Regions from separate parts of the Homo sapiens genome. Here all the other regions are linked to region 3. A link is a loop called in an ENCODE intact Hi-C map of the cell type or tissue named here. Cell type or tissue: PC-9. All regions are shown on one strand. Links, peaks and the distances in the headings refer to the core of each region. The heading gives the core; the rest is flanking DNA.

Region 1 (10,078 bases), core at 2,373-7,372, 150 kb before region 3:
TTCCAGATGGGAATGGAAATTGCTTGCTTATTATTGTTGGTGTGGCCAGCAGCTCCCTTCAGAAGCCTCTCAGGTGGCTTTGTAGCAGAAAACCTCCAGAAAGACATCTTTCCAGGGACGCCTTTCCCTGGTGCCATCTAGATGGCAGACTTCTAGCAAGTTCCGCTAGCAGGGCACCACAGCCACTTCTCTGCAGTTCTACAAGCCACAGTCACACCCTCTTCAACAAGACCTGGATCTCAGCTCAGGGCAAGGGGATTTCTCTGGGTGTACCATTCCAGTCCTTGGGGTAATGGCTGTTATTCATATCTGCTATTCATATATTCTGTAAAATTATCTTTACTTCTTGCCAGCCAGTTCCTCGTACCCCGACCCTATTGTCCTTACTGATTATTTATATAAAACTTTCCCTGTTCAAATCACTCTGTGGTTTCTCTCTCCTGATTGGACCCAGACTGATGCACTGTTCCCAGCAGCAAGTAGCACTATGTGCCAAGCACCAGGTGATAATTTCAGAGAGCTGAAGTGACATAGGCCTGTCTCCAAAGAGTAAACATAATGCCCACTTCAACACTTGAGAAAAGAAGGGAGAAGTATAAAATAAAATATAAAAATAAATAAAAAATAATGCCCAAGTTAAGCAGACAGAGCATGGGGCAACAGGGTAAGAGACTGGGTTCCAGACCTGATTCTGCAACTAAGTATGGGATTTGGGGAGGATTGTCCCATCGCTCTGTTTCCTCTTCTGTAAACTACAGAAAGTAATGGACTCAGAGGCTTTCTATTAGAGTAAAGCTAAGCTGCAGTAACAAAGTAACAAATCACACAGTGGCTTAAAGCACGTAGAAGTTTATTTTCTCTCAAATACCAGTCCTCAGATGAAGGGTCCTTGGTGATGGAACTGCTGTGCTCCACATGATCATTCAGGGATCCAGGTCCTGTCCATCTTGTCGCTTTGCCATCATATGGACTTTCACCCTCATCTGCATGGGTGCAGTTCATAGGAAGGTGAAGAGCAGGGAGGAGGCCATTGTCTTAAGGCCCATACTTAGGAGTGGTGTCTATTACCTCCCCTCACATGCCGGCAGGCGGTGCGCTTAGCCACGTGACCACATTGAATTGCACAGCAGGCTGCGAAATGCAGTCTCTAGCTGAGCAGCCACATGCCCTTGATCACATGGAAGAAGTGAGAGCGTGTTGAGGGGGCAACTTTCAATGTCCCCAACTCCTGTTCCAGCTCTGCCAGACCCCTCTATGTGTTGCGGGGCATGATTGCGTGTAAACTCCAGACCATTTAGGTAAAGAAGGAAAACATCTCTGGCAAGGTGGGAAATACGTGCCTCATCATTCTGCTTTTGCATTTCAGAATCAAGATCTGAAGAGCTTGCAAAAAAGTTCTTTTAGTGCTGAAAAGTAGGAACGTGGCAGATGTGACTAACAAAACAGTCCTTGTGCATCTGCTAGGGAGCACAGATTTTCTTTTTTTCTCCAATATAACAAATTACAATCCATCTGGGATTTGAGAAGTCTGAGCTAAGGTTTCTGGATCTGTTTGCATGTGGAACAACGATGAAAAGAAGAAAATGATAAGTCAGTTTTAAAGAACTTTTCTTGTGTTTCAAGTGGAAAGAAGGCTTGAGAATTTTTTTACATTTTACTCTGGTGTAGAAGGACGGTGATATTTAAAGAGTTAGAATGAGCATTAAAACAAAGACATGAAAATAATCGAACCCATCAATTGTATTTTTATATGCTGGCACTAAGACCTTAAAAATAATAATGTATCTAATTCTCACAAAAATATGTTAAAATGAGGACTATCATGTCCATTTTAAAGAGACGAAATGGAGGCAGATAATTTGTGTAAAGTCAAACAGCTAGTAAGTCTTGGATCTGGGAGTTGAAGTTAGATCATTTGGCTCGAGTCTATCAGAGACCTGCAACCCTTTTCTGTAGTGCATCATATAGTAAATCTTTTGGGCTTTGCAGACATGCAGTCTCTGCTGCAACTGCTCAGCTCTGCTGTGTAGCATGAGAGCAGCCATAGACAATATGAAAATGAGTGAGTGTGGCCGTGTTCCAATAAAACTTTATTAATGAACACTAAAATTAAGTTCATAGAATTCCACATCACAAAATATTTTTCTTTTTGAACTTTTTCAACTACTTACAAGTGTAAAAACCATTTTTACCTTGTGGGCCATTGTTTGCTGACCCCGGGTCTATGCAGTTAACCTTGACCTTTTTCAACATGTTAAAGAGGTTAACCCACATTTACCGAGGGCCACTGACCTGGGCACTGTGTGGGGCGCTCCATGTCCTGGTCCACGGACTTGCTAGTCCACAGACTTGCTACCTTCATCTATAGGTAGCTCCTGCTACCGTTATTCACACTGTATAGATGAAGAAAGCAAAGCGGTCCTACTACAGGTGGAACAAGGACACGCAGCCAGCCAGGAACTGAGCTGACATCTGTTGATGGACAGGAAGGAAGGATTTGGGTCAGCCATCAAGACTCTCTCAGGACCTGAGGAAAAGGGCGGGAAACTTAGGAGCAAGATGACAGGAGGGCAGATGCTCCGTGAGGATGGCAGGAAGAGGACATGTATGCTTAATATTCTGGAAAATCCTCTGGGATAAGGCCAGGCACAGTGGCTCATGTCTGTAATTCCAGCACTTTGGGAGGCCAAGGCAATCGGATCATTTGAGGTCAGGAGTTCAAGACCAGCCTGGGCAACATGGTGAAATCTCATCTCTACTAAAAATACAAAAATTAGCTGGGTATGGTGGCGTTCACCTATAATCCCAGCTACTTGGGAGGCTGAGACAGGAGAATCACTTGAGCCCGGGAGGCAGAGGTTGCAGTGAGCAAAGATCACACTACTGCACTCCAGCCTTGGTGACAGAGTGAGATTCTGTCTAAAAAAAGAAAAAAAACTATTCAAAATCCTCCAGGATAAAACTCTCTGTTGAAGGAAGCTTTAATCAGCAGCGAGCACATCAGGCACACTCGTTGCTGCCCCTTCTCATCCCGCATTCCCTCTGCTTTGGTCAGGTGGTGCCCTCCTTCCATGGGTAGAGCCAGAGATGGTGGGTTCTGGCTGGTCAGATGGGAGTGGACAGAGACCCGGGGTCCTCCCGGCTTCATGACTGCACGTGGTGGGCCCTGCACTGTGTGTCTACTGGGATGGATCAAGGTGCAACCAGAGAAACCTTGAGCCCTCTCCAGATACTTGAGTGGTAGCTGAGTTCCTGCAGCCTCTGTGAGCTCCCTTCTGAGCCTCTGGCTCCCAGTTTCCCAGTACCCTTTCTGTATTAGCTTCCTGGGGCTGCCCCGACAAAGTATCACAAACTCAGGGGCTTCCGCAACAGAGATTTATTCTCTCACAGTCCTGGAGGCTAGAAATTTTTGGACTTCTAGCTTCCCGGACTTGATTGGCAGGGCCACACTTCCTTCTAAGGCTCTGGCTGGGGGTGGGGGTCCTTCCTGCTTCTGCCAGCTTCTGGTGATGCTGACAATCCCTGGCATTCCTTGGCGTGTGGGTGCATTACTCCAATCTCTGCCTCCCTCTTCACATGGTCTTCTCTGTGCGTACGACTGTGCATCCTCTCCTCTCGTAAAGGGCAGCAGTCGTTGGATTTAGAGCTCACCCTACTGTGGTATGATCTCATCTTAATGACATCTGCAACAGCCCTGTTTCCAAATAGGGCCACATTCTGAGGTTCTGGGTGGACATGAATTTTGGGGTGGGAAACACTCTTCAAGCCAGTAAATCTTCCTCCCCAAATCTTGCTAGGTTTCCAATGCCTAAAAGAAGTGCTAATTGGAGAAAATAAGAATAGTTTTCTACTTATCTCAGGAGCGGGAAAAGATGGCAAAATGGCATGGCCAATTTTGGAAAGAATATATAGGGTGTTGTAAAGATATGTGATGATGATGAGGATGATGTTTTCACCAATATTTGCAGCCTCTTGTCCACACAGAAGGATTAGGAAGATTAATGCCTTCGAAATCAGCTATATTTTAGCACTCTGTTTTTAGTGTTTTCATGATTATCCTGGTGTCCTTGTTTTTGAGGTGGCTGCTATAATTATGGTAACGTGTGTGAGTAGGTTAGAAAGATGTTACAAGTGATTAAGCTATAAATTAGTCACTTTGGAGTGTGTAATAGTTCTTTCAAGTCCCCAGCATATAAGGGAAAGTGACACTGGTCTACAATGACTGTCTCCATGCTTCCATGCAGAAATTGAGACCTGGAGAATGTAAAGACTTGCCCAAGTTCTGTGAGTGAGTCAGTGCTAGAAAAATCTTGAGCCCAGCCCCCCAGATGTGATGACTATTCTCTTTCAAATATTTCTACAGGATTAGAATGGGCGCTCAGGCTTGGCTCAGACACCCCACATCTTTAGGTGAGTGGCTTTTAAATTGCCATTTGGTCACGCCTACTTGGCAGAGTTGCAAACACGGGCTGCAGAGTTCACACCCGCACCCTCCTCTCTGGAAGTGGAGTGAGAACAGGGTGGGCAGAGGTGGGGCTGCCACACCTGCTTCCCTGGAAACCCGAGGGAGAGCACAGGACGCCAGGCTGGGACTCGGCTGGCAGCTGCTTCGGGCGTCTCACCTTGTGACTATTTCCTGGGCACTGTGGGAGAGGAGGCCTCTTGCCTGAGCTCCTGTCCCTACTGTCTCCTCTCACTAAATGCACGGCACGGCTTTGCGGTAATAGGCTGGGACATGTCAACTCTTTTTTTTTTCTGAGACGGAGTTTCTCTTGTTGTCCAGGCTGGAGTGCAATGGCACGATCTCGGCTCACGCAACCTCTGCCTCCTGAATTCAAGCAATTTTCCTGCCTCAGCCTCCCAAGTAGCTGAGATTACAGGCATGCGCCACCACGCCTGGCTAATTTTGTCTTTTTAGCAGAGACGGGGTTTCTCCATGTTGGTCAGGATGGTCTTGAACCCCCAACCTCAGGTGATCCGCCTGCCTCGACCTCCCAAAGTGCTGGGATTACAGGCATGAGCCACTGTGCCCAGCCAACATGTCAACTCTTTAGGAGAGTTTGAAGACAAAAAATAACCCATGTCTGAGCATGGGAGGTGCTAAAAATAGGAACTTCTTAGCTTCCACAAGGGCAGATAAATGAATAAATAGGCCATAAACCAATGTAGTTATTTCAGCTGGGGGATTTTATTTTCTTTTGATTGTCCCCTGGAGCTACGAAATACACAAATATAGACTGATAGATTTTTTTCATTAATTCGAAAAGCATTTAATGGCTGTCATCTATGTGCCAGGCAATTGATGCGCAGCCAGACTTCCAGGAGGCTGGAGGGGGATCCAGATGAACCTCCCGGAGTAGGATTGTCAGGAGGGGACTGGAGACCAGGGCCATCCTGAAAACCCCATCTCTGTTCCAGGAAATTCCTAGGATCCCCTGGGAGGCACAGCCTGGAGAATCCTATTTTGGTTGCTGAACAGATGCACACATTGGAATTGAGACTGCGTGTGCTTGGGGTGGGTCGGTGAGGCGGGGGCAGTGGGGTCCAGGTGGGAGCCGTATGGAAGCCCTCCCCTCCCCATCCTCCAGGCATGCCAGCGAGTGTGGCCTTATGTTGAGTGTGTCCTCCAGTGTGAGTGGCTCCTCCGAGTGTGGTCCAAGGACCCGCAGCATCAGCATCCCCTGGGAGAGCCTTGGAAATGCAGAATCTTGGGATCCAGCTCAGACCCAGTCAGAATCAGATTTCCAGGCAGCTCGTGTGCTCATTGATGTCTGAGAGGATCTGCTTGAGAACTCCACAGCTGGGGCTGACAAATCCCCCTCTGACCTCAAATTTACCTCCTCCTTCTAAAAAAGCCAGACAACCTAGCTCCCTGCCCACCCACAGCTCTTTCCAGTGGATCCAACTTCCTCTCACACCCAGTTTGAGCAGGGGGAGACAGGAAGGGCCTCTTCTCTGCTTCCAGATCGTCTGTTTCTTCCGTCAAACACCACAGTTCCTATGAAACCCACCGCAGTAGCAGACCTGGGTCTTGTCAAGAGCTATGAAGGGTCTGAGATTTTACCTACTCCTAGGCTAAAAGTTAGCCTGCCAGTTTGACAAATGCTGCCTAATGACACGAGACTCCCGGGGCAGAGACAAAGGACTTTGCTACTCACAGCACAGCAAGCAGCATAAGTTTTGCTTTAAAATGTGGTGTATTAATGCAATATTTGAGTTATAGTAAGGCCAACAGATCAGGAAATGATTGTCATTGAAAGGACAGTTTGTTACTCCCAGTTCCCAGGAGGAGGGGCCACGCTGAGCTATGCAGGGCCACGAGCGTTGTTAGCAGGCTCAGGAGACAGCGGACATGTGGGCAAAAGCCTTGTTTGTGTCCCTAGTTGTCCGGTACTTGCTCCCAGGGTGATTAGGCAGGTGGATAGTGGCCTGGAGTGTGAAAACCCAATAGAGGAGGTGTCTGGGGCATGGGCTTGCAACTGGTTGGTTTGCATTTGAAAAGCATGTTTGCAGGAGCCTGGTTTACTATCTCTGGGGATTGGTTAGTACTGGGTGGGGCAGTCCCTCCAGGGTCAGCAAGGTCCCAGATATCAAAGCATCAGAATGCAGAGAATGGAAGACATGGTTAATACAAGCTTAATGTTTGCACTGGTTCCCTATGTCCCCAAAACCCCATGGGGGTGACGTGGGGGGCCCAGGTGGATGCTGCCGCGCAGTGAATTTGCATCAGCGAGGGAAAACCCTGAGCTCAGGGGATGCAGATGCTTTATAATGGGCAGTAAGCAAACACACCTAACCTTTGTCCCAGCGGGAGATGTTATCTTTATAATATTAGGTAATAACCAAACCTGCTCTCTGCTCTGTAGGGAGACACCACCTCTTTGCTTCTCCAAGGCTGTTTGCTGCATCTGAAAAGACAATCTGGAACAAGAGGAGAGTCAGGCCAGCCACAGTGGTTCATGCCTATAATCCCAGCACTTTGGGAGGCCGAGGCAGGTGAATCACTTGAGGTCAGGAGTTCGAGACCAGCCTGGCCAACATGGGGAAACCCTGTCTCTACTAAAAATACAAAAATCAGCCGGGTGTGATGGTTGCACCTGTAATCCCAGCTACTCGGGAGGCTGAGGCAGGAGAATCGCTTAAACCCAGGAGGTGGAGATTGCAGTGAGCCAAGATCATGCCACTGCACTCCAGCCTGGTGACAGACGAGACTCCGTCAAAAAAAAAAAAAAAAGGTTAAAATGCTACACTTTCTTATCATAGTTTACCGCAATTAAAAATCAAAACAAAACAAAACGAAAACCGTAAAAGATAAACCTTTTCGAATGCTACTATTTCCTGTATCATAAACAGTTCCTCTTAGGAAGGCCTTTCTGGTATATTAAAGACCTGCTCCAGAAAACACAAAGCGGATCAGAAAAACAAAAAGTGGATGTCACTCATGGACATTTTGATAACATCAATGTCATGTACATTTCTTTCCCATAAATTCTGGGGAATTTTTAAGTGGCATGTGGGGCTCTGAAAGGTTAGGAGAGATCAGGTTTTAGGGGAGTGGGGAACTCTGATGTAATGGTCTAATGGCCCAACAAACTTGGGTGCCAGGGCTCTGGCATGAGGGCAGAGAAAGGGCTCTTGGAACTGGGGTCCTGGTGGGAAGGGGAGGGATGGACACGGTAGTGGGTAGAATAATTTCCCCTCAAATTTCAGGTCAACTCGGAATCTGTCAATGTGACCTTACTCGAAAGTTCTGTCTTTGCAGTTGCAATCAGTGAAGAATCATGAGATAAAATAATCTTGGATTTAAGGTGGGCCCTGAATCCAATGACTCTTGTCCTTATATGAAGAGAAGGATGACAACACGGAGTCACTCTGAAAGCTCAGCGTGGTAGAACTTAGCAGCATGATCCAGCTGTGAGGAAGCAGCTTCCAGGTGTGCTGCCAGCTGCTGACCTAGGGGGTTCACCAAGAGGGCCCCTCCCTGCCCAGTGCCCTGACTCTGGGGTCCAGGGCTGCACACTTGGATGACAGAAGGACATGCCCAAGCTTACCTGGCTGCTCAGAGAATATAACCAGACAGTCAGCACTGACTACTCACATGCTCATGTTTATTAAGAGACTCTGACTGGTGGGAATGGAGTCATCAGAGCCAAAAGCACGTGTGCAAAAGAAAATGAGCGTTTTCACCTTTTAAGCGAAGATTGTTTGGGGGTTGAGAGAATGCTGGAGCCTGCGCTAACTCCCTGGGCCAGCACAACTGCGACGTGTCCTCTGCAGGGGTCTCCAGCCTGGTGCTCCCAGCGAGATAAACCAGGGATTACGTCTAGAGGGTCAGAGCATCTGCACCTGTCTAGACAGAGGCTCTAAACTGGGGCAGTGGGGTGAGGTTGGAAAGCAGCAGATGGGATAGATACACGGAGTTGGAGGGAGTCTTCTATTTAGGGGTATCTCAGCAGACATTCTCAGCTGCCAAACAGCCAGCCCCAGGCATTTCCCTGTTGCAGAGGTGGGTGCCCGTGCTATCCAATGATTCCCTCGGCTGACAGACAGGGATGGGGTGAAGAAATAGCAGGAGAAGATGAGAAGGAAAGGGTGAGTGAAACAGAGGAGGTGGGGGAGGAAAGAAAATGTAAATGACACACAAAATGCTCTGAGATGCTTACTGGATGCCAGACACTGTCCTGAATGTTTCGCGGGCACTGAGTCCTCCTGACAAGCCCATGAGGGAGAGCTTTTATTTCCTCCATTTTCCAGAGGTGGAGGCTGAGGCAGGGAGGTGGGTTATGGCCTTTCTGCGAGCATTCGCAAACATTCACCGAAACACAGTATGTTCACCAACATAGAGTTCAAAAGCCACACTGAGAATCTGCGTGGTCCATCAATAACGTGTTGGGCATGTTCTATGATCTGAAATCCACTAGGACCCTGGGCTACCAGGCCCAATGTCTCTCTGGAGTGTCTACAGCCTAGCCAGGGGAAAGAGAGATGCTAACTATAACAATGACATGGGATAATGTTGTTGTCCAGGTGCAGACACTCAAGTATTGGGAGGAAACAAAAGGACTGGAAATTGAGCCCAGGCGTTTGAGACCAGCTTGGGCAACATTAGTGAGACCCCCCCCAACCCACCGCTCTCTACAAAAATTAAAAAATTAGCTGAGCGTGGTGCTGCATGCCTGTAGTCCCAGCTACTTGGGAGGCCGAGGTGAGCAGACCGCTTGAGCCCAGGAGTTTAAGACCAGCCTGGGCAACATGGCGAAACCTTGTCTCTACAAAAAATACAAAACATTAGCCAGGCATGGTAGTGCATGCCTGTAGTCCTAGTGACTCAGGAGGCTGAGGTGGGATGATCGCCTGAGCCTAGGAGAACAAGGCTGCAGTGAGCCGTGATTGCACCACTGCACTCCAGCCTGGACGACAGAGTGAGACCCTGTCTCAAAAACGAACAACCACCAAAGAACTGGAAGAGTCCTGCAGGCACTTGGGATTGCTCAGCAAGCACCCGGGAGAGCTTCACAGGGGTCTGGAATAGTCCAGCAGGTGCATGAAAGAACCCCGGCTATATCTGTACCTTGGAAGAGTCAAGTGCAGGAGCTAAATTTCCATGGGAAGAGGTGAGGGACATGGAGTTAGATTGGAAAGGTCTCTGAATGGCAATAAGGAGAATGATATCCTGTGACCCAACATGGCTGCTATCCGAAGATTTCCAAAGTGGAAATGTGTTAGGACTTTTTCCGTTGCAAAAGATAGAAATCAAATTCAAACAACTAGACTGAAAAGGGAATGTGTTAGGACTCTGGGGAGCTCTAAGAACCGTAGTGACTGCAGGGACATCAGGAAGAATAACGTGGCTTGCGAATGGAGCCGAGACACCCTGTGGCTCCCCCTTTGATCTAGGTTTCTCTGTGCCTGGTGTCATTCCTCCCCTGCAGGTGGGCATTCTCCATGTGGCAGGCAACCTCTGTGTGGCAGAAAAATTCTACAGGGCAGGGTACCGGGAGGCAGGTACTTCCATAGGGCAGGCTGCCATGAGCCAGCACCTCCAGATAGCAGTACTTCTCTGACATCATTGCAGGTT
Region 2 (10,078 bases), core at 2,853-7,852, 76 kb before region 3:
TAAGGTCACATTCACAGGTTCTGGGTGGACATGAGTTATTGGTGGACACTATTCAACCTAGTACAGTAACTGATAGCAATGAGAAATAATTCTTGTTTATAGATATGCAAATTCTGTCATGTTCAGAAGAGGTTCAACTGACTTCTTGCCCAGCCACCTTGGAAAATCAGTTTTGCCTTAATTTGCACAATCATTTCCATATTCCTGATCTAGAAACACATCTGCTCTTCAGATTATCTTTAAACTGGATGGAACACCTGCCTTGTTCCTTCATTTATGGAAGAAAATCTTTAATAAGCATTCATTTGTATATCTGTAAGGGAGTCATGATTTTTTTTGTTTTCTTTTTTTAAAATTATCTTTAACAGTGAAAAGGGGAGAAAACAGGAAGCACAAGGGAATTCCCTTCCCTCCCATGGGCCAGGGCCAGTCCTAAGCAAAGTGCTGCAGAAGGGCAAGGCTGTCCTGAGCAACCTTGACCACCTACTCAATAACTGCTCCAGGCTGGGTGTGGCTTCATGCCAGCTCTTTGGGAGGTCGAGGCAGGAGGATCCCATGAGGCCAGGAGTTCCAGACCAGCCTAGGCAGCACAGTGAAACCTTGTCTCTACAACAAATAAAAAATTAGCCAGGTGTGGTGGTGCATGCCTGTAGTCCCAGCTACTAGAGAGGCTGAGGTGGGAGGATCGCTTGAGCCCAGGAAGTGGAGGCTGCAGTGAGCTATGATTGTGCCACTGTACTTCAGCCTGGGCCAAAAAAACAAAACGAAACAAAATGAACAAACATGCTCCACCCTCTCAGTTCATCTTCTTGGGTTCTCTGCACTTCATCTCAAGTGGTGGGGGTCCTTACTTGAGGCCTGAGTCAAAGACTTTCTCCTGAATCTAACCCACCTTCCTGCATCCATATGCTCACCATCCCCAGTGGCTCCTATGCGAGCCACAGTTGGGAGATATCTGACCCCTTTTTTCCACCAAACTCCCCCACCATGCTGCTGCTGACCCAATTTCACCACTGCTCAGTGTGATTTCTAGTAATGAATAATAATTAGACTCTGAGCCTGCTTTCCCCAGTTTCATCCTGTGCTGCCTCTGAACTCACGTGATATCAAAACCTTTTTTTTTTCTTAAACAATTGATTCCTCTGGCATAGCAACAAACAGATAGCTAGAAAGTCAGCTCTGTAAATTGAGAAACTTTTCAGATAAATCATTATTTGTATTTTTTTATTGCTTTTTTTTTCTCATTTGCCTCTTTAGTAGGTGATTTGGCGTAAGTTTTCAAAAGCCTTTCAAAGCTATATGGAGCCAGGTATGGTGGCTTGCACCTGCAGTCCCAGCTACTCAGGAAGCCAAGGCAAGAGGATTGCTTGAGCCCAGGAGTTTGAGGCCAACCTGGGCAACATAATGATACCCAGTCTCTAAAACAAACAAACAAAAAGTACAGGAACAACAAAGGTATACAAGAAAACTTTTGGAGGTGACGGGTAGGTTTATTACCTCAGTTGTGGTAACATGAGGCTGTTTATATGGCCCAGCTCACCAAATTGTATATAGTAATTAGGTACAGTTTTTTCATATGCCAATTATGCATCAATAAAGCTGGAAAAAACATATAAATAATTCCACTTATAGAAATAATTATAAGCATATAAAAGACAGTTGAGCCAAGATAGATACACACGGCGGTGCATTGCGCTTTTGTTTACAACAGTGACCACTGGAAAGAAGCCAGGGGCCCATCACCATTGGATTGTTTGAATGAATGATGGCATGTCAATGCCATTCAGTGCTACACAGCCACGAAGAAGGCCGCAGATTTGTGTTGTTAGCATGTAAGTTGGCATGTGTTAGCGTGTGTGTTGGCATGTGTTAGTGCATGTGTTAGTGCGCGTGTCGGCACGCGTTAGCGTGCGTGTCGGCGTGTTAGCGTGCGTGTCGGCATGTGTTAGCGTGCGTGTCGGCATGTTAGCGTGTGTGTCGGCATGTGTTAGTGCGTGTGTCGGCATGTTAGCATGTGTGTCGGCATGTGTTAGCGTGTGCGTTGGCATGTGTTAGTGCATGTCGGCATGTGTTAGCATGTGTGTCGGCATGTGTTAGCATGTGTGTCGGCATGTGTTAGCATGTGTGTCGGCATGTGTTAGTGCATGTTGGCATGTGTTAGCATGTGTGTTGGCATGTGTTAGTGTGCGTGTCGGCATGTGTTAGCGCGTGTGTCGGCATGTTAGCATGTGTGTCAGCATGTGTTAGCACACGTGTCGGCATGTGTTAGCACGCGTGTCAGCATGTGTTAGCGTGCGTGTCGGCATGTGTTGGTGTGCGTGTCGGCATGTGTTGGTGTGCGTGTCGGCATGTGTTGGTGTGCGTGTCAGCATGTTAGCATGTGTCTGCGTTAGCGTGCGTGTCGGCATGTGTTAGCACATGTGTTGGCATGTGTTAGTGTGCGTGTCGGCATGTGTTGGTGTGCGTGTCGGCATGTGTTGGTGTGCGTGTCGGCATGTGTTAGTGTGCGTGTTGGCATGTGTTAGCGTGCGTGTCGGCATGTGTTGGTGTGCGTGTCGGCATGTGTTAGCACGTGTCGGCATGTTAGTGTGCGTGTCGGCATGTGTTGGTGTGCGTGTCGGCATGTTAGCATGTGTGTCGGCATGTGTTAGCGTGCGTGTCGGCATGTGTTGGTGTGCGTGTCGGCATGTTAGCCTGTGTGTCGGCATGTGTTAGTGCATGTCGGCATGTGTTAGTGCATGTCGGCATGTGTTAGCATGTGTGTTGGTTTGCTAGGGCTGCCATAACCAAGTCACAGAAACCAGGTATCTTACAACAACAGAAGTGAATGGTCTCATGATCCTAAAAGCTAGAAGTTTGAAATCAAGGCATCTGCAGGACAATGTAGGGGAGACTCCTTCCTGCCTCCTCCAGCCTCTGGTGGCTCTCAGCAATCCTTGGCATTCATTAGCTTTAAGCGGCATCACCTCAACCTCTGCCTCTATCTTCACAGGTTCACACGGCCTTCTCTCTGTGTGTCTCTCTCCTCTTCTTTTCTTTTTTTTGAGATGGAGTTTCGCTCTTGTTGCCCAGTCTGGAGTGCAATGGCACAATCTCGGCTCACTGCAACCTCTGCCTCCCGGGTTCAAGCAATTCTCCTGCCTCAGCCTCCCAAAGTAGCTGGGATTACAGGCACCTGTCACCACACCTGCCTAATTTTGTATTTTTAGTAGAGGCAGAGTTTCACCATGTTGGTCAGGCTGGTCTGGAACTCCTGACCTCAGATGATCCACCCGCCTCGGCCTCTCAAAGTGCTGGGATTACAGGTGTAAGCCACTGCGCCCCGCCTTGCTTCGGGTGGTTTTTCTAACTTCAGGGCTGGGAAGCAGCCACTCTGGTGGGAAAGATTATACCTGCCCATAGGAGAGACTGGTAGGAGATGGAGAAACCTTCCAGAAGGGGGAGAAGTCAATGGATTTTCCAGGTGTTATAGTGGAAGAAGCTGGCAACTCCAGATCAGGCCTGTGGTTGTAGAAATCTGTAAGGTTCTGGAAATGCTTCCATGTTTGTTATTTTTATGCTCCTGTCCTGGGCCACAAGGAAAGAAGGCAGTCAGATCGGAGGTGACTGTGTCCTACTACACAACTGGAGAAGGGCTGAGGTGTGGCTGCGGGAAGGAGGAATGTGCTGGAGGAAAAGGACCCCACAGCTGCTGAGAGGCTGGACTGCTGCCCTGGGCTCGGGGCGGGGGCCCCAAGGTGATTCTCCAGTACCTTACTTTTCGACACCTGAAGCATTGGAGGTGTGGACACGACATTGATGACCTCTCCGCCTAAGCCCTTCACCGTCTTTCTCTGCTGCCATTTTTAATCTTCCAGAATTGCACCCAGTTTTTAAGTGGCTGGTACCCTTGCCAAGCTGCCCTTGGTTTCTCCAGTTTGTCTTCTGAACTCTAGTATGACTGGAGGCTGCTTGGAGCAGGGAGGACCACCGCACAGCCCCAGGACAGTTCAATTAGAGAAGCAATGTGCTGTGTTCTACCAGCAACAGCAGGAATGCCAATCCTAATGCTTATGCAATGCTTCTTATGTGCCAGGCGCTGTTTTAAGAATTTTACATAAATTAGCTCATTTAATCCTCACCAAAATACTATGAGAAAGGCTCTATTCTCACTCCCATCTTTATAGATAGGAAAATAGAAGCATAAAGGGGTTAGACAGTAGCTGAAAGACTGTTCCACTTGTCAAGAGAAGCTGATGCATTTCCTGAGCCTAGGGTGTTATAATGTCCCCCAGAAAAAGCCCATCCGAAGGCCAGGGTTTTTGTTTGAGACAGAGTTTCACTCTTACCGCCCAAAGCTGGAGTGCAGTGGTATGATCTGGGCTCACTGCAACCTCTGCCTCCTGGGTTCAAGTGATTCTCCTGCCTCAGCTTCCCAAGCAGCTGGGATTACAGGTCCTTGCCACCACACCTGGCTAATTTTTGTATTTTTAGTAGAGACGGGGTTTTACCATTTTGGCAAGCCTGGTCTCAAACTCCTGACCTCAGGTGATCTGCCTGCCTTGGCCTCCCAAAGTGATGGGATTACAGGCGTGGGCTATAGCGCCCGGCCAGAAAACCAGTGTTTATTGTTGGTCTTGTGGGCTGGGAGCTAATGAGCACATTCTTCAATATCAGTGGCACTCTCTGGGTTAAACGTGCAGCAATAGGTCAGAGGACACCCGGGGTGGGCATTCCCAACCAGTGATCTGGCCCTGGGGAATTTGGGGTAAACAATGATTTGAATCGTAGTTAAGCTCAAGAGCCAACAAGAAATGCCTAAACTGTGAGTAGTGCTACAGAGGATCCTGAAATCCAATGGGCTGCTTGGAATCCCCTCCCTGAGGACGCCTGGAACTGGGAGGGAGCCTTCCTCCCTAGGAATTCCATTCTCAGTGGGAGGCCACAGGGCGTGGAGCACTAGCACTGAGGTGGTTCCCAGGGCACCTCTTACAGGACAGGGGCTACAGGAATCAAGAGAATTTCTGGGATAGGGAGAGAGCTGGGGCAGTGGGTTTAGCTTCCTTCTGCATTTACTAAGGGCTAATTAATAATCATAACTAATATTGAGTGCTTGCTCAGTTTCAGGCTCCACACTAGATGCTTCTCATGCGTTGCCTTTCTCTGTCTTCCATTACCACTTCGTGAGGCAGGTGTTGTATTCCTGGACAGGGATACATAACTTACCCAAGCTAAAAAGAGCTGAGTTTTTAAAAAAGGGCCGGGCATGGTGGCTCATGCCTATAATCCCAGCACTTTGGGAGGCCCAAGCAGGAGGACTCTGTACAAAAAACAAAAAAACAAACAAACAAACTTATTGAAGGGTTGCAAACATTCAGAAAAATCTTAAGTATATAGATTGATGAAATTATGTTAAAGTGAACCCATTGGGACAACAGATAGGACATTCCCAGTGCCCCCAAAACCTCCCTTGTCCACTTCCCAATCACTACCCCTTCTTCCTCCCAAAAGGTAGACACTATCCTGATTTCCAGCACTAGCCATTAGTTTAGCCTGATTTCTAAGCTTCTGTCAATGGAATCATACAGCATGTGCTCTTCTGTGTTTGGTTTCTTTTGGTCAACGCTAAGCGGGTGACATTCCTTTATGCTGTTGTGTGCAGCTCACCCGTTCTCACTGCTGTGCGGTGCTGCACTGATGATTGTGCCGCAACTACTCTATCCAATCTACTGTTGGGGAGCATTTGTTTCCTCTCTTTCTTTTTTGCCACGGTGAAAAAAGTTTCCGTGAACATTCCCGTTCACGTCTTTGTTTGGCCACATGTACACATTTCTGCTGGGTACGTGCCCAGGAGTGGAATGACTGAGTCACAGGGTTGGTGCCAGGTGGGGTTTTGAGCCTAGACATGCCTGCTCTAAACTCAAGAGCGGTGCCATGCCATAGATCACTGTGTGGATGTGGAGGCCTACAGAGGAGACACCTGAGGTGGCAGTGGGAATGGAGGGGGAGGGATGAGAAGCAGGAGCTGCAGAGGGAGGCCTCCTGGGCAGATGGCAGTGCTGTGTTAGTCAGGCTTGGGGGAGTCTCTAGGTGCCTGTGTGACCCCCAGGAGGCACTATCCAGGGTGCCGTCTGGCTATGCCTCTTTAAGCTTGATGGGAACCCTGGGTGTGAGGGGGCCAGCCAGGGCTGAAGGTAAGGTGCCTGGGGAGGGAGGGGACAGAGACAAGCCTTGTGCCTTGGGCCCTCAACCCTCGCCACTGGAGAGTGATGTTGCCTGCTCAGACCAAGTGGGGTGGGACTGAGAGAAAGTGGTGACTGTTTATAAAGCAAGGCCAAGTGCAAGAACTGCTGAGTGACTGGGAACTTCCTGTGTGCAGACCACACCTGCTTTTTTTTTTTTTTTTTTTGAGAGTCTTGCTCCGTTGCCCAGGCTGGAGTGCAGTGGCACGATCTTGGCTCAGATCCTGGGTTCAAGCAATTCTCCTGCCTCAGTCTCCCAAGTAGCTGGGATTATAGGCATGCAGGCATGCACCACCATGCCTGGCCAATTTTTGTATTTTTAGTAGAGACAGGGTTTCGCCATGTTGGCCAGGCTGGTCTCAAACTCCTGACCTCAAGTGATCCACCCGCCTTGGTCTCCCAAAGTGCTGGGATGACAGGCGTGAGCCACCATGCCCGGCCGACACCCGCATTTTTAAGTAGCCTTCTTTTTCAGCAGTGTGACTTTTGCGGGGCAATACTCAGCAACCAGGATGATGTGGAGCTTCCGGAAGCCAAGGGCAGGCCAGGAGACAGTTTGATAAGAGGGGCATTCACGTGAGACTGCCTAGTGACCTGAGGCAGGAAAGGAGACAAACTGCAAGAGCAGGGTTGTGGTGCTGGGTGGTGAAAAGGGTTGAGCCATTGCCCCAAAGGGTGTCAGAAAGTGAAGCATTGGAGAATCACCTTGGGGCCGCCGCCCCGAGCCCAGGGCAGTGGTCCAGCCTCTCAGCAGCTGCGGGGTTTAGGGCACAGCCTCAAACCTTTAGGGGCAATCTGGGTAGTGAAAAGGGTTGAGATATTTAGGGGCAAGTCCTAGGGCAAGGTCAAAGGAGGTGCGGAGGTCAGGAGAGAGGCCAGGTGGAAAGCTCCCTAAGCCACCTGAAATATCCACAGCTAGAATAAAACAAGGCAGCCTTTTCCCAATACACAGAAAAATGCTGGCTCTAGAATTCGGCCAGCTCCATTTTCAGTGTCTTTTACACCAACATTTTAACTTTACCTTCAGTGCCTTTTACTGCTTAGTGGCAAATGTTCCTAGATGACCATGGGAATCAATGAGCAGAAAGCACTGTATTGATGACTGGAAATCCTTACTGAGAGACACACTCATCTTCACTGGAGAGCTTGTGTATGTATATGCATGTGTATGAGTGTGTGTGTGTGTGTGTGTGTGCATGCAGGTGTGCTGGGTGGAGGGTGGGGGGCACTTGTTGTGATTTCATATTGTGCCAATAAAAGCAGATTTTACGCTGGTGAGAGTGATCTCAGTTCATGGGGTGGACGTATGTGTAATGGACGGTGGTCCCCCTGCGGCCCTCTGATTGTGCAGTGATATCTGGGAAGTCTGAGAACCGCATCAGTGTGGGGTGGACTGGATAGGACGAGAGGCTGGGGACGGTGGGAAGGTGCAAGAGGAAGAAGCAGTGGAAAGGAGCTGCCAGGTGTTGGAGACAGTGTGAGGGAAGTGAGGAAGCGGCCCCAATAGAGGGCCCAAAGCAAGGGTCCCTAGAGTGCTGGAGTGGGGAAAAGGAAGGGCATTCAGTTGTAGATATCATTAGGGCTTAGGAAAAAAAGACTTAAAAAATACACTGATGGAGTTCAGACACCTTCTTCAAAGGGTGGATGATCTGAAACTAAGGGAGAGGTGAGATTTGGTTCCATTCTTCTGACAACCTGGGGAAGGGCAAATTGGGCCCCAGAATCTGGAACTCAAAGACAGACAGTAGAGATTGAGTTGAGGTGCAGTGAAAAATCATATGTAAGAGAGAAAAAGAGGCTGGGCTCAGTGGCTCACACCTGTAATCTCAGCACTTTTGGAGGCTGAGGTGGGCGGATCACCTGAGGTCAGGAGTTCGAGACCAGTCTGGCCAACATGGTGAAACCCCGTCTCTACTAAAAATACAAAAATTAACTGGGGTAGGTGGCGGGCACCTGTAATCCCAGATACTTGAGAGGCTGAGGCAGAAGAATCGCTTGAACCTGGGAGGCGGAGGTTGCAGTGAGCTGAGATTGCGCCACTGCACTCCAGCCTGGTCAATAAGAGCAAAATTCTGTCTCAAAAACAACAACAACAACAACAAAAACCAAATAAATAAATAAATAAATAAATAAAGAGAGAGAGAGAGAGAATTCTTATATGAAGTCAAAACCGGCTGTGCTGCTCTGTCCTCTGAGGCATGCGTGTATGTGTGTCTGGTCTATTCCCCTCAACAGACTATACTTTCTGCTCCACCACCTAAACTTGAGAGTTTTATTGAGGTCCTGTTCTTTTCGGTGACATCCCACCTCTTCAGCAACACCTTCCCGCCCTTCCAGTTTGAGTGCTCGGTAGCTGCACATCCTGTGAACAGGTTGCACACACAGGAATCTCAACATTATGAATAACTGCAAGCAGGATGACACCGGGATCCTCTTCTCTCCCTCCCAATGCCTGCAGTGGATATCTGGACTACATATGTAAGTAATACATCAAACTGAGTAAATACTATTGAGGAAAATGTTTACAAGGGATGGGAGGGGAAGTCTATGCCAACAAAGAGACCAGAAGCCACAAGCCCCGAGGCATCCTGGCAGGTCTGCTGCGGGGCCTGGGAGCCGGCTGCTGACACAGGGAATGTGGGCATGAGTCACCGGTGGGGGCTTCTGAGGAGGAAAACCATGACAAAGTGTGCATATTGAGAAGTGGAGTGTGCATCTGCCGTGCTCAGTAAGCCAGTTGACTGAATAACTCCAGATTAGGAGAGAGAATAGAACTTGGGAATTTTTATCATTATAAACTTGGGGTATTTTTGGTTCTAAAAATGAAATACCAAAATGTTCTGGTGAATTGTCTGAGAGAGTCTAAACCCTATATACATATACAGCCATGGAAACAGAGGCAGTCGTACTCAAGTGCAAAAAAAAGTGTGCTAGTGAAAAGTAGTAATGGGCCAGGTGCAGTGGCTTGCACCTGTAATCCCAGCACTGTGGGAGGACACAGCAGGAGGATGGCTTGAGCCCAGGAGTTCAAAACCAGCCTGGGCAATATAGCATAGGGAGACCCTATCTCTACAAAAAATAAAAAATTAGCCGGGCATGGTGATGCATGCCTGTGGTCCCAGCTACTTGGGAGGCTGAGGTGGGAGGATTGCTTGAGTCCAGGAGTTGGAGGCTGCAGTGAGTTATGATTTGCCACTGCATCCCATTCTGGGTGATAGAGTAAGACCTTGTCTCAAAGAAAAAGAAAAAAAAAAAGAAAGAAAGAAAAGGAAGAAAATTAGTAACCATCAGCTCCAGCTCCATTGCAGTCCACGTCTTAGGAGCGTGGATTTTGTTCCCACACACTTTGTGCCAGGGTTGAGCTGAGCTTTGGCACTGCTAAGCATGTCGCTTCTGGGTTAGGTAGGTGGAGTAGGTTGCTTTAGGTTTAGGGTCACAGGAGAGCTGGGCTGGCTCAGCCATCCCTCCTTCACTTAGTCATCAGAAATGTTTCCCAGGCACTCAAGCCACGTGCTGCTTTAGCATACAACAGGGAACAGTCTCTGTCCTAGAGAATTCAGTCCTCAGCCTTGCCCCTCTGCAAGGCTATGAGCAGAACTCCAGGCTACTCTCCCTTCCTGTGGTCTCAGGACTGCCAGGGGCATGGAGTATGGGGATCCCCACTTTCCAGCTCTGTTTACAGTGCTTGGATGACCATAGTATGGACAGCTGAAGGGAATCCAGGGGACTGTGTCTGTATTTCCTGGAGATGATCACTGTTCAGGCAAAGCATGGGGCACATGTCGTCATCAAATATGGCTTAGGGCTGGAAATGTCCACTGAATTTCATAGGAAAGAAACCCTTGTGGGATCCTTGG
Region 3 (10,078 bases), core at 3,328-8,327:
CAATAAACCAATTTCATTTTTTAAATTGTTTCCTAGGCACTAGACAACCGGGGAGCAATCGATCTATTTCAGATGAAGATGCTGCCCTGAAACCTGTAGCCCAGCCCCTTCTTTTTGAATCTCACTGTCTTTACAGTGATCCAGGGTTGTTTTTTGTTTTTGCTTTATTTTATTTTATTTTTTTTTTTTTCTGGCTTGCTCATTCTTCTGCAGGGACTGTGCTCATCCTTCTCTGGTTTATTTTAAGTCAAGGATGACACAGGTCCTCTTGGAGATTGGAGGGCTCTCTGGCAAAGGAAGAAGGAAAGGGCTCCAGCTGATTTCCATCCAGGCTCAGTGCCCAGCAGCCTGGGGCGTGGTGGGAAGAACTCGGGTCCAGGTGCAGGCCCCGCAGCCACTCCCCTCCTGGGCTGTGTAGTTTTACTTCCAAGTTGAGTGTGGCATGGGAGCCTGTAACAACCAAGGAGCAGCCCCCACCCTTTGCCTGGTGGGACCTCAGGGGGAAGGTGGCCTCGGGAGCTTAGTGCCCTCCCTGGCCTCATGTGCCTGGAGTGTTGAAAAATGGCATCAGTGGGTCTCAAAGCGTCCCCATAGACCACCTCTCCTTTTCTGCCCTTCTATCTGTGGGGCATTGCCGGAATTTTGCAGGGTTCACTGAATTAGGTGTAATACCCCATCCTCCTCATCAACAGAGGCCTGTCCCTGCCATCTTCCTTAAGGAACAGAAATTGGGTGGTGTCCCTCGATGGTTCTAGTCACACTCCTGGCTTCTCTCTGTTGCCTTTGGTCACAGATGGTGTCTTCATCTGCTTAGGCTGTGATAAAGGAAATAAGCAGCTCTCTGGGGCCTCTTTTGTGAGGGCACTAATCCCACCACGAGGACCCCTCCGTCAGGACCTAATCACCTCCGAAAGCCACCTGCTGTAGTGTCATCCTGGAGGCAGGATTTTCGCACAGGAATTTCGGAGGACAGAAACATTCAGACTGTGGCAGGTGGGAAGCTGGATAGGAGGGAAGATTCCTGTGTTCTCAGCTCTCTTGGGAGCTGGCCCACCCAGGGGTAGCCGTGCTGCCAGACAGAGCTGGAGTCCAAGTCAGGTAGCAGGATCGGGTGGCCGGGGTATGTACCAGGGTCTGGGCTATCCTGAGGGCAGCATCACAGCTGGAAACCTGCCTGGGTGGACAGGAGGAGGCGGGCAGAGGCCTCAGCCATTATCCTGCTTCCTCCACTTGGCCTGGCTGATGTTCTTGGAGGCTGATTTTAAAATACAATACACAGTGTTTGGGGGGAAAATGACCCCACATGAGCAAGGAAATTAGAGGTGAATACCTCTTCCACCTCACTGTCAGCCCTCTCTTCAGTCTGCTCTCTGGAGATAACTGTTGTTAATGATTTGATGCCTAGATGGGTTTACTCTGCCTTTTCAATTTAAATAAAATCATTATTATAATGTATTTTTTCTTTACTTCTTGTTTTCTTTCGTTCTTTCTTTCTTTTCTTTTTTTTTTTTTTTTTGAGTCTGAGTCTTGCTCTATCGCCCAGGCTGGGGTGCAGTGGCACAATCTCAGCTCTCTACAACCTCTGCTTCCCAGGTTCAAGCGATTCTCTTGCCTCAGCCTCCCGAGTAGCTGAGATTATAGGCGCCAGTCACCGTGCCCAGCTACTTCTTGTATTTTCAGCAGAGGCGGGGTTTCACCATGTAGGCCAGACTGGTTTTGAACTCCTGACCTCAAGTGATCCGCCCACCTTGGCCTCCCAAAGTGCTGGAATTACAGGCGTGAGCCGCCGGGCCTGGCCTTTTTTTTCTTTTTTACTGGCTTTTGTTATCTTCCCCTACTTACTGATTTGCTTGAGCTCTCTGTGGCCGCCACTGTGTGCACCCACCCTCTGGCCTGGGCTCTGATCCCTGGACACCCAACCTAGGCTGCTGCCTGAGGCTTTGGGACTGAATTGTTGAGGTTGCATACGGAGGCAGAGGGGAGAGGGACTTTACACCATTTAAACAAACACAGATTAAAAAGCTTCCTTGTGTGTGTCTTAATTGCCTCAATGTGCCGAAGAGATTTTCCCTAATTTCTTTCTGAACCTCCAGGGGCTGCCCCTGTCCCCATGGGCATAGTTTCCTTAGACACTGGCTCCCAATCTTGCGCCTCCGGCGTCAGCATCACCTGGGCTGGCTCATGTGAGCATTAACACAGATCTGGTGGAAACACAGACTGCCAGGCCCTGCCCCTGGAGTCTTTCTTTGAATAGGCCTGGGGTGGGGCCCAAGAATGAGCAGATCAACAGGTTTCCTGGTGAGGCTGATGCCACTGGCCCAGGGACCCCACATTGAGGATGGAGAGCTTTGAAGATTTTATGCCTGATGACGGCAAAGGACCCCTCTCAGTGGGCACTGAAGACCAGCAGAGTCACAGACCCCACGAGAGATGTTGTCAGACAGACACAGAGGCATCACGGAATTAAAGTGAAAATGAGGAAGGCAGGTGAGCATGTGTTCATGACTTTCCTGTGCTGTTTTGCCAAAGAGGCTGTTTAGGCCCAATCAGGTGATGTCCCATTTTAATCAATTTCATAACCAGTTTTATTTCTTTGATGATTTGTTAATTTCAAAAGCTGTCCATGCATATTTGCTTACAGCCAAAAATGACTACAAAAGTATTATCAGGGAGGAAGAAAAAGATCCCTTCTCTGTCTTCCAAATATTCCAGCTCCCTTATCAGCACTCAGGAGTCACCTCTTCAGACCTCATTCAGTCCTTTCCAAACACACACGTATGTATGTGCGCTTTGTATTCACATGACTGGGCTAGTGCTGTTGAGACTGTGTTTTTAGTGGTTTTGTTCACATGGTTATTAATCTAGAAGCTCCTGCTGTGTCGGTGTCCCTGAGCCCTGCCAGGCGCTCGTAGCCCTGCCTTCCTGCACGGGGATGTGTGGCTCATGCCCGGTTCCCCACCAAGACTTCAAATTTGAGAGGCTGCGTTATGACTGGCCTTCACTCACTGTGGTGGACCCGGCTCTTAGGCCAGTCCTTGAACATGAAGTACTTGCTTCTTAAATATTTGTTGGAAAAGAGGATATTGTGTAAAATGCATGAACCGTGGTATACTTAACTGTCCCAGTTACTGGACAGGTGGGCTTTTGAGTTAATCAACGGCAGCAAGGCTGTAGTGAAGTCTTTGGATCTGGGGTGCATCTCTGAGGACAGCGTGTTAGGATCCTGGCAGCTTGAAGCATGTTGAGTGACAGGTGGTCTCAGAGGGCTGAACAGAGGAGTTGATGAGGGCCTGTCAATTACGGGGGGAAGGGTAGAGTTAAGGGAACCAACATTGAAAGGATTAAGGGGAGGGACTCTGCAGAGAGTGACCCAGGCCAAGAAGCTGGAACCCGAGAGGCAGCCTCGGCCTAGAACCCGAGTGACACAGGCCAAGAAGCTGGAACCCGAGAGGCAGCCTCGGCCTAGAACCGCAGCCAGGGGCCGGAGTGGGAGGCAGGGCCAGATGTCCCGCTCCTTCCACCCTGGTCCCCTGCTGAGCCAACCCAGAAACCTCATTGGGGCGGAAACTGGGCAGGTGCTGTTGGTGCAGGTCAGCTTCCTAGGCCGAAAGCAGGGCAAGGAAGAGGAGAAGCAATGTGCAGACACACTCTTAGAACAGAATTGCTTCAGCAAGGGCTGTGCCTGTTTTAAGTGTATGCAGCTGCCAAGTGGTCTTTAGAAAGCTGTGGCGATTTCTCCTTTCCCCTGAGTGTCCAAGAGTGTTCTTGCAAGCCCTGGCTGAGATCAGTCTTTTCAGTATTTCCCTACTCAAATGAACCAAAACTCTGGTTTTCAGTTGTATTTCCCCAGCTCTCTTTTGAGCCTAGTACCTGTTAGGATGCTTTTGGCTTCAACCACAAGGACACTGCCTTCTCTTGCAACACAAGACATCTGCGGGCGATGTTGCAGGGTTGCTTCACTGAGTAGCTGGGTGATGCTGGGACCTAGAGCCACTTCTCAGAAATACATTCGCCTTTTCCTTCATGGTCCCAAGGTGGCCCCAGCTGCTAGAAGTGCCACGGCTTCACGTTGCAACACTCAGGGACATCAAGGAAGAGGAGCAAATCCCTGTCGGCGTTTCCCTTTATAAGACAGGAAAACATTTCCAGAAGGCTCCAGCAGAGTATCGTTGCCATCTCACCAACCAGGGTTGCGTCACAAGCCCGTGCCAAACCAGTGATGGAGGATGGCTTGTGTAGACAGCAGTCGCACTAAGCAGAATCAGCATTGTGAAGCGCAATCTTAAAGCAACCATATGTTTATATTATTTGCTATGGCAACTGGGTTGGTTGTCTGAGAGTTGGAAGCTCTGGGTTTCTGGAGGACACAGCATTTATGAGTACGAATTCGGATGCAAATGCCTTCATCTGCCTTTTGAGTGTTCTCTAAAAAGTCTAATTTCCTCGGCTATTTAATGCACAATAAAAATACAGCCAAATCTGTACTAGGTCTGTAAATGGAGAGAACGTTTGAAAATAAATCCCCATGTAATCCCTAAGTCTCATTTAGCCAGTCATTTCAACTTTCACCACCGCTCCACTAACAAAAATAAAATAAGATAACCAAAGAAAGGAACAAGAAGTCCCATGGATAGAGTTGTGTGTTTATTTCTGTTTCCTTGTTGTGCTTTAACAGAATAGCATGGACGTGGTAAAGTGAGGAAACGCCAGGGGTCTCTTTGAGCTGGTGATGGGATACAGCACGTGAAGCTTGTTTTGGGTATAAGGAACCTCTGATGTGTGCTTGCAACTTGTTATTTCTTGCATTTAATTGTAAAATTCTGAGGCTACGTGCTGAGAGCCAGCCTGGCAGGATGCTGCCCGGGGACGGGGACAGAACGGGAGGGATTCTCAGGGGCAGCTGTGGGTTTGGGCTGCGGGGGAGCCCTGGTTCCTGAGCTGAATCGGGGAGAGTCCCAGTTCAGAGGAGAATTTATGACTTGGTCAGAACCCAGGAACAATGCCTCTTCATGTTATTTATCTTATTTTATTAGCAGTGCACACGATCACGATCTTAGTGTGATCTCATTGTGATGTTCATGTTGTTTTGAAGTGCTTCCTTTTTTCTCAGTTTATACCGTTTCAAATAAGAGAGTAGAACTTGGTGAGTCTCGGTTTCCCAGCGTTGCCTTATCTTTTCCTGTGAGCTTTTCTGAGCTCTTCTGATTGGCCATGGCAGCGCCACACCCCTGCCCGCTGGCCAGCCAGGAGGGCTCCTCAGCCAGCTTGGGGCTTGCCTGGCTCCTCCTTCAGACCCCTGCCTGCCCTGCAAAGAGCAGGGATGCTGCCCTCCCCTACTAACCCTGCCCCTCCATCTGCATGGTAAATGCCTTATGCTAAGAATTCCTGGAGTCTGTTCATGCCGCGTGGCTGGTATGATGTCATATTTCCAAAGCCGACAGCTCCCTCTACTGGCCTGGTCTGGAGAACTGCAGTTTGAGTGCCTTGAGTCAGTCAATCTTAGACAACCCAATTCTGTAACATTTTCCAATTTTTAGAGCAGTTTGTGTTTATTGCCTGTTTTTTTTAGATGGAGTTTTGCTCTTGTTGCCCAGGCTGGAGTGCAATGATGTGATCTTGGCTCACTGCAATCTCCGCCTCCCGGGTTCAAGTGATTCTCCTGCCTCAGCCTCCTGAGTAGCTGGGATTACAGGTGCCTGCCACTACGCCCAGCCAATTTTTTGTATTTTTAGTAGAGACGGGGTTTCACCATGTTGGCCAGGCTGGTATCGAACTCCTGATCTCAGGTCATCCACCCACTTCGGCCTCCCAAAGTGCTGGGATTACAGGCGTGAACCATTGCGCTCGGCCAGCCCAGCTAATTTTTATTTTTTGAGATGGGATCTTGCCATGTTGCCCAGGCTTGTATCTAACTCCTAAGCTCAAGTGATCCTCTAGCCTCAGCCTCCCTGGCCTCTTCGGGCCTTGGCCTCTCTGCTGGGATTACAGGCACGAGCCACCTTGCCCACCCTGATACTTTCAATAAATAAACTTTTCCCAAAGGAGTGGTAGGAATGTTTCAGCCTTTTCATCTAATGCATATTTATTGAGCACCCCAGAGCATGCAGTCAGTTGGAAGTTTTAAGCATGTGAGCTGGGTAACGAGGGCTGTGGCGGCTGTGGGAACCCATATATGCATGGGAACGTGGACGATGAGACACCGTGGGTCAAGGGGCACCAGGGAAGACCTGGAGTTGGAAGGGATGGCTCATCAGGTCACCAAGTAAAAAGAGGAGGCAGAATATTCCAGGTAGAGGGACTCCTTGTGCAGAGGCCACTAGATTAGAGGAAGTGTGGCTCATGAGTGAATTACACGGAATGCTGGCTGTTTGACCATAAAGTGGATTGGGAGGGCATTGGCGGTGAGAGCTGAGGGTGAAGAGGTAAAAACCAGCTCATTGAAGAGTTGAGACCTCATCTAAAGAGCAGAGCCCATGGAGAGTTTCGGATGAGTAGTGGGGATGGTCAGAGGCCCCTGTTGGTGTCACCGTGCTGCTGGTGTGGAGAATGAATGGGGGCAGAAGTGGGACAAAGGAGGCTAGTCAGGACAGGAGCTGTGGCCCCATGGGGACGTGGTAGCCCAGGTCAGGGATGGAGAAACAAAGACAGTTTTAGGAAATTTAAACTTTTTTTTGTAGAGATGAGGTCTTGCCATGCTGCCTATGCTGGTCTCAAATTCCCGTGCTCAAGTGATGTCAGAGGTGCAGTTGGCAGAATGTGGTGATTGCTTGGGTGAGGGAGGATGTGGAGGGCTTGAGACTGAGTCCAGCCGTCTGGCTTGGGTGATGGGGTGACTGGTGGTGTTCATCACTGAATAAGGGATGTGGGAGAGGAGTAGCTTCGGAGGAAAGATGTTTTGGGTTTGATGCATTGAGTTTGTAGGATACCCATGATGAAATACTCAGTAGACAGATACTCAGGTAAAAAACTGAAGAAAAGAGATAGAACTGGAAAGAGTTGATGTGGAAGCTTTAGAGCTGAAACTTGGATCCACAGGAGTGTATAGGATCACCAAAGGAGAGTGTATGAGATAAGGAGGGGGCTTAGCAGGCAGCTGAGGAACAGCAGCATTTCAGGAAGGAGAGAACAGGAGCTCAGAATGTTGAGAGGGCGGAAAATCAGAAGGGTGAGCATCTGCATGTCCATGGAAAGAGCGTGTTTCAGAAAGGATGAAAGAGAGGAGTGAGTGGGAAATGCTGGGGAGATGTTGAATGTGATGAGAACTGACAAATCACCACTGAGTCTCATTGTAAGAAGGTCACTGGGGACTGCTGGGGGTGGTTTCAGCAAAGTCAGAGAGTGTCATTAGCAACAGTGAGAGTAGATGGATCTGGAATTGGACTGAAGCGGAGTTGAATGGTTGATGGAGGGTGGCGGGAACATGAAGACGGCCCACAGGGGTTGCTGTGAGTCACATATGCTTTTAAGATGAGAGACCCTTGAGCATGCATGTCAGCTAGTTATTGCTGTGTAACAAACAACTCCCATGCTCTGGGATGTTTTTATTGCTTATGCATCTGTGGATGGGCTGGGGATCTGTTGATCTAAACTGTCCTTGCTCAAGTCTGTGGGCAAGTCGGGGACCTGTTCTTGGGCACTTCGGCTGGGGCAGCTCTGCTGCATGCATTACTCATCCTCTTCCTGGGAGCAGCGAGCCAGCCTGGGCATGCTCTTCTTGGGGAGACAGCTGAGGCACAAACATGCATGAAAGTCTGGATAAGTACATTTCAACCTTCTGCTTCCATCACGCCTGCAAACATCCCATCGGCCAAGGTTCCACTAGACAGAGAACTGGGAAGTCACTTAACAAAGGGCAGTGTGAAGAAGATGGGCCATTAGTGCATTGTAGGAACTAAGGGCCTTCTGAAGGTTCACTAAAATCAACTTGCAAAAGGCAGGTGAATAAGAGAAGAGGCATACAAAAGAGGCCATGTTCCCATAACATGCGTACATGGGAGCCTTCGGAATGAAAACCCAAAAATGCAGGAGGAATTTTCCATTTTTCTGCTTAGGTTCAACAAAGTGTGGACAGTTATGTAGAAATATAGTTGGACAGGCCAGGCACGGTGGCTCATGCCTAGAATCCCAGCACTTTGGGAGGCTGAGGCAGGAGAATGGCTTGAACCCAGGAGGCTGAGGTTGCAGTGAGCCAAGGTCGCGCCACTGCACTCCAGCCTAGGTGACAGAGTGAGACTGTGTCAAAAAAAAAAAAAAAAGAAGAAGAAATATAATGCTAATAAATAGACTGAGTGGGGAAACCCCACAGGCCTGCCTGTCTCCTCGATTCTTCTAGGTTTCTCTGAGCAGCACTTCTTCCTTCTGGGAGTGACTCTCCCTGGAACAGGGGTCTTATGACCTACAGTCGGACATGGCAAGTCAGATAATTTCTTTATGTTAGGGCAGTATTTTTAGGTTTTAGGGAACCTTTAGGCTGGCCTTAGGGAAAAGGGGTTCTGGTTTCAAAGATCTGCCTTGGGGAAGAGGGATTCCAGTTTGGATGGCTGGCCTCAGGGAAGAAGGGACTGAGACATGGGAGGGCAGGAGGGCAGAGAGAAACCTTTGCTTCTGAGGCCTTCACTGTGGGGTATTGCTTTCTGAGCCCCAACAGCATTCTGAGGGAAGTGGGTCTGCAAGGAATGAGAGGTTGATGAGAAACAGGAGGGATCTGATAAATATTCCACAGCAGTGGGCAGGGAGTGGCTGTCAAGCACAGGAGGGGAGGAGCAGGGATAAGCCTCCTTCAGCAAGAGGAGAATCCCCTGCGTTTTCAATAGGAAAAGTGAACTGAGGATTGACGAGGTTCATAAACTTGGAAAGAAGAGCTTTCTTCTCATAAAGGGTTGCAGCCTGCAGGGTGGCTATTGTGGCAGGGAAGCAGCGCCTCTGGCCAGAAGCCAGAAACAGACCCTTCCAGGGGCAGAAGAACAAGACAGAAGAACAATGCATGCTGAAGGAGGTGGCTCAATACACATATTCCATAAGCTATGGGAGAAGCATTGAATATCGATGAGAGGAGAAACACGCAAGTGTGCAATCGAGCTCCGTGCCTCTCCCTGGGACCTGTGTTCAAAAAGCAACAGCGTTAGCATGATCTGAGGGTGGAGTTTTCAGGCCCTGACCTCAAAAGGTGAAGCAGAGGACATGAAAACCCTCACTGCGCGTCCTCTGTGGACCTGCCGGACGCACTCCAAAGCCATGGCCAGTGTCTCTCATGAGGACGGAATGCTGGTCGGTTGTTTCATCCAAATTGCAGAACGGCGGGGCAGCATCAGGCGGTTGGTTTATATCAGTGGAGGAGTCTTTAGAACGGGCTGGTTTCTGTTTAGACTTAGGAAAGAAAGCCTCACGGTTAGCAAGGAATGGGTATAACGAGGCGCATTGCCCTTCCATCCTGTCATAGCCAGGACTCAGTTTTCAAGGGTTCTCTGGGGTCCCCTTGGGCAGGAGGGGGTCGGTTCAGTCCGTTGGATGGCTCAGGATTTCACTTTTCCTTCTCGGAGGCCCGTGAATGTGGGCAGCGTGGGGGGCGATGGGGGAAAGCCGAGGGACTTCCCTTCTGGTGGTTTCTGTTCCCTCTATGAACTTGAAGATGAGTCATCCAGGAGAGGGGTTTGCGTGAGGTCGGTGACTTCCATGTGAAAAATTTAACATTTTCCCCATGGGGCCTGGGGAAGAGTCAACCGGGAAGCACAGGAGCACTGCTGGGGCAGGCTGAGAAGCCGGTCGGGCCCGGGTGGCGTGGGTGTCCACCTCTTTGTGTCCCCCAACGAAGGCACCTTCGCATCCATGCAGAGCGGAACCAGGGGTGTGGCGGGGCCAGGCGTCATTTCCAGCTTTCCTCTTTTGCATACCACAGACCTGTCCATCCACTCATTTAGGAGCTCTCTGAATCAAGCACTCCTCTCCCTCCTCCTGCCCGGGGTTGGGGGCTGGGCTCCATCTCTGCCTCCTGAATGCTCCCGTGGCTTCCTGGTGAGCTCCCCACCACTGGGAGAGCCTCAGGTCCAGGGTGGAGAGGCCCCACACCAGGCCGCACAGC

What was found. Peaks named below come from ENCODE experiments on the same cell type or tissue, not always from the same donor. Only the 100,000 strongest peaks of a DNase experiment are listed, where the experiment ranks them.
Region 1: it touches region 3 in a loop (6-fold over the local background); 3 of 110 quality-filtered maps call a loop at or near these places.
Region 2: it touches region 3 in a loop (6-fold over the local background); 43 of 110 quality-filtered maps call a loop at or near these places.

The regions. Positions count from the first base shown.
Region 1 is chr5:10,475,008-10,485,085 of GRCh38, forward strand. MIR6131 (microRNA 6131) reads left to right here and starts at 3,030; the gene lies at 3,030-3,138. It also overlaps a transcript of ROPN1L not described here. RefSeq lists enhancers at 10,010-10,078, 10,070-10,078. In PC-9, for the core only: no CTCF peak of the experiment used is centred there; DNase peaks (open chromatin) are centred at 4,304 and 6,824; H3K4me3 peaks cover 804 bases; H3K27ac peaks cover 2,755 bases.
Region 2 is chr5:10,546,734-10,556,811 of GRCh38, forward strand. No RefSeq gene overlaps it. Among named protein-coding and RNA genes, the nearest start is that of ANKRD33B, 12 kb to the right of the region's middle. RefSeq lists enhancers at 5,004-5,801, 5,952-6,001. In PC-9, for the core only: no CTCF peak of the experiment used is centred there; DNase peaks (open chromatin) are centred at 4,798 and 6,278; H3K27ac peaks cover 2,240 bases.
Region 3 is chr5:10,622,632-10,632,709 of GRCh38, forward strand. The region is part of intron 2 of ANKRD33B (ankyrin repeat domain 33B); the gene reads left to right. Among named protein-coding and RNA genes, the nearest start is that of ANKRD33B, 64 kb to the left of the region's middle. RefSeq lists enhancers at 4,963-5,242, 5,263-5,312, 8,744-8,883, 8,871-9,613, 8,914-8,993 and 3 more. In PC-9, for the core only: CTCF peaks have their summits at 5,442 (motif pointing left) and 5,648; a DNase peak (open chromatin) is centred at 5,340; H3K27ac peaks cover 855 bases.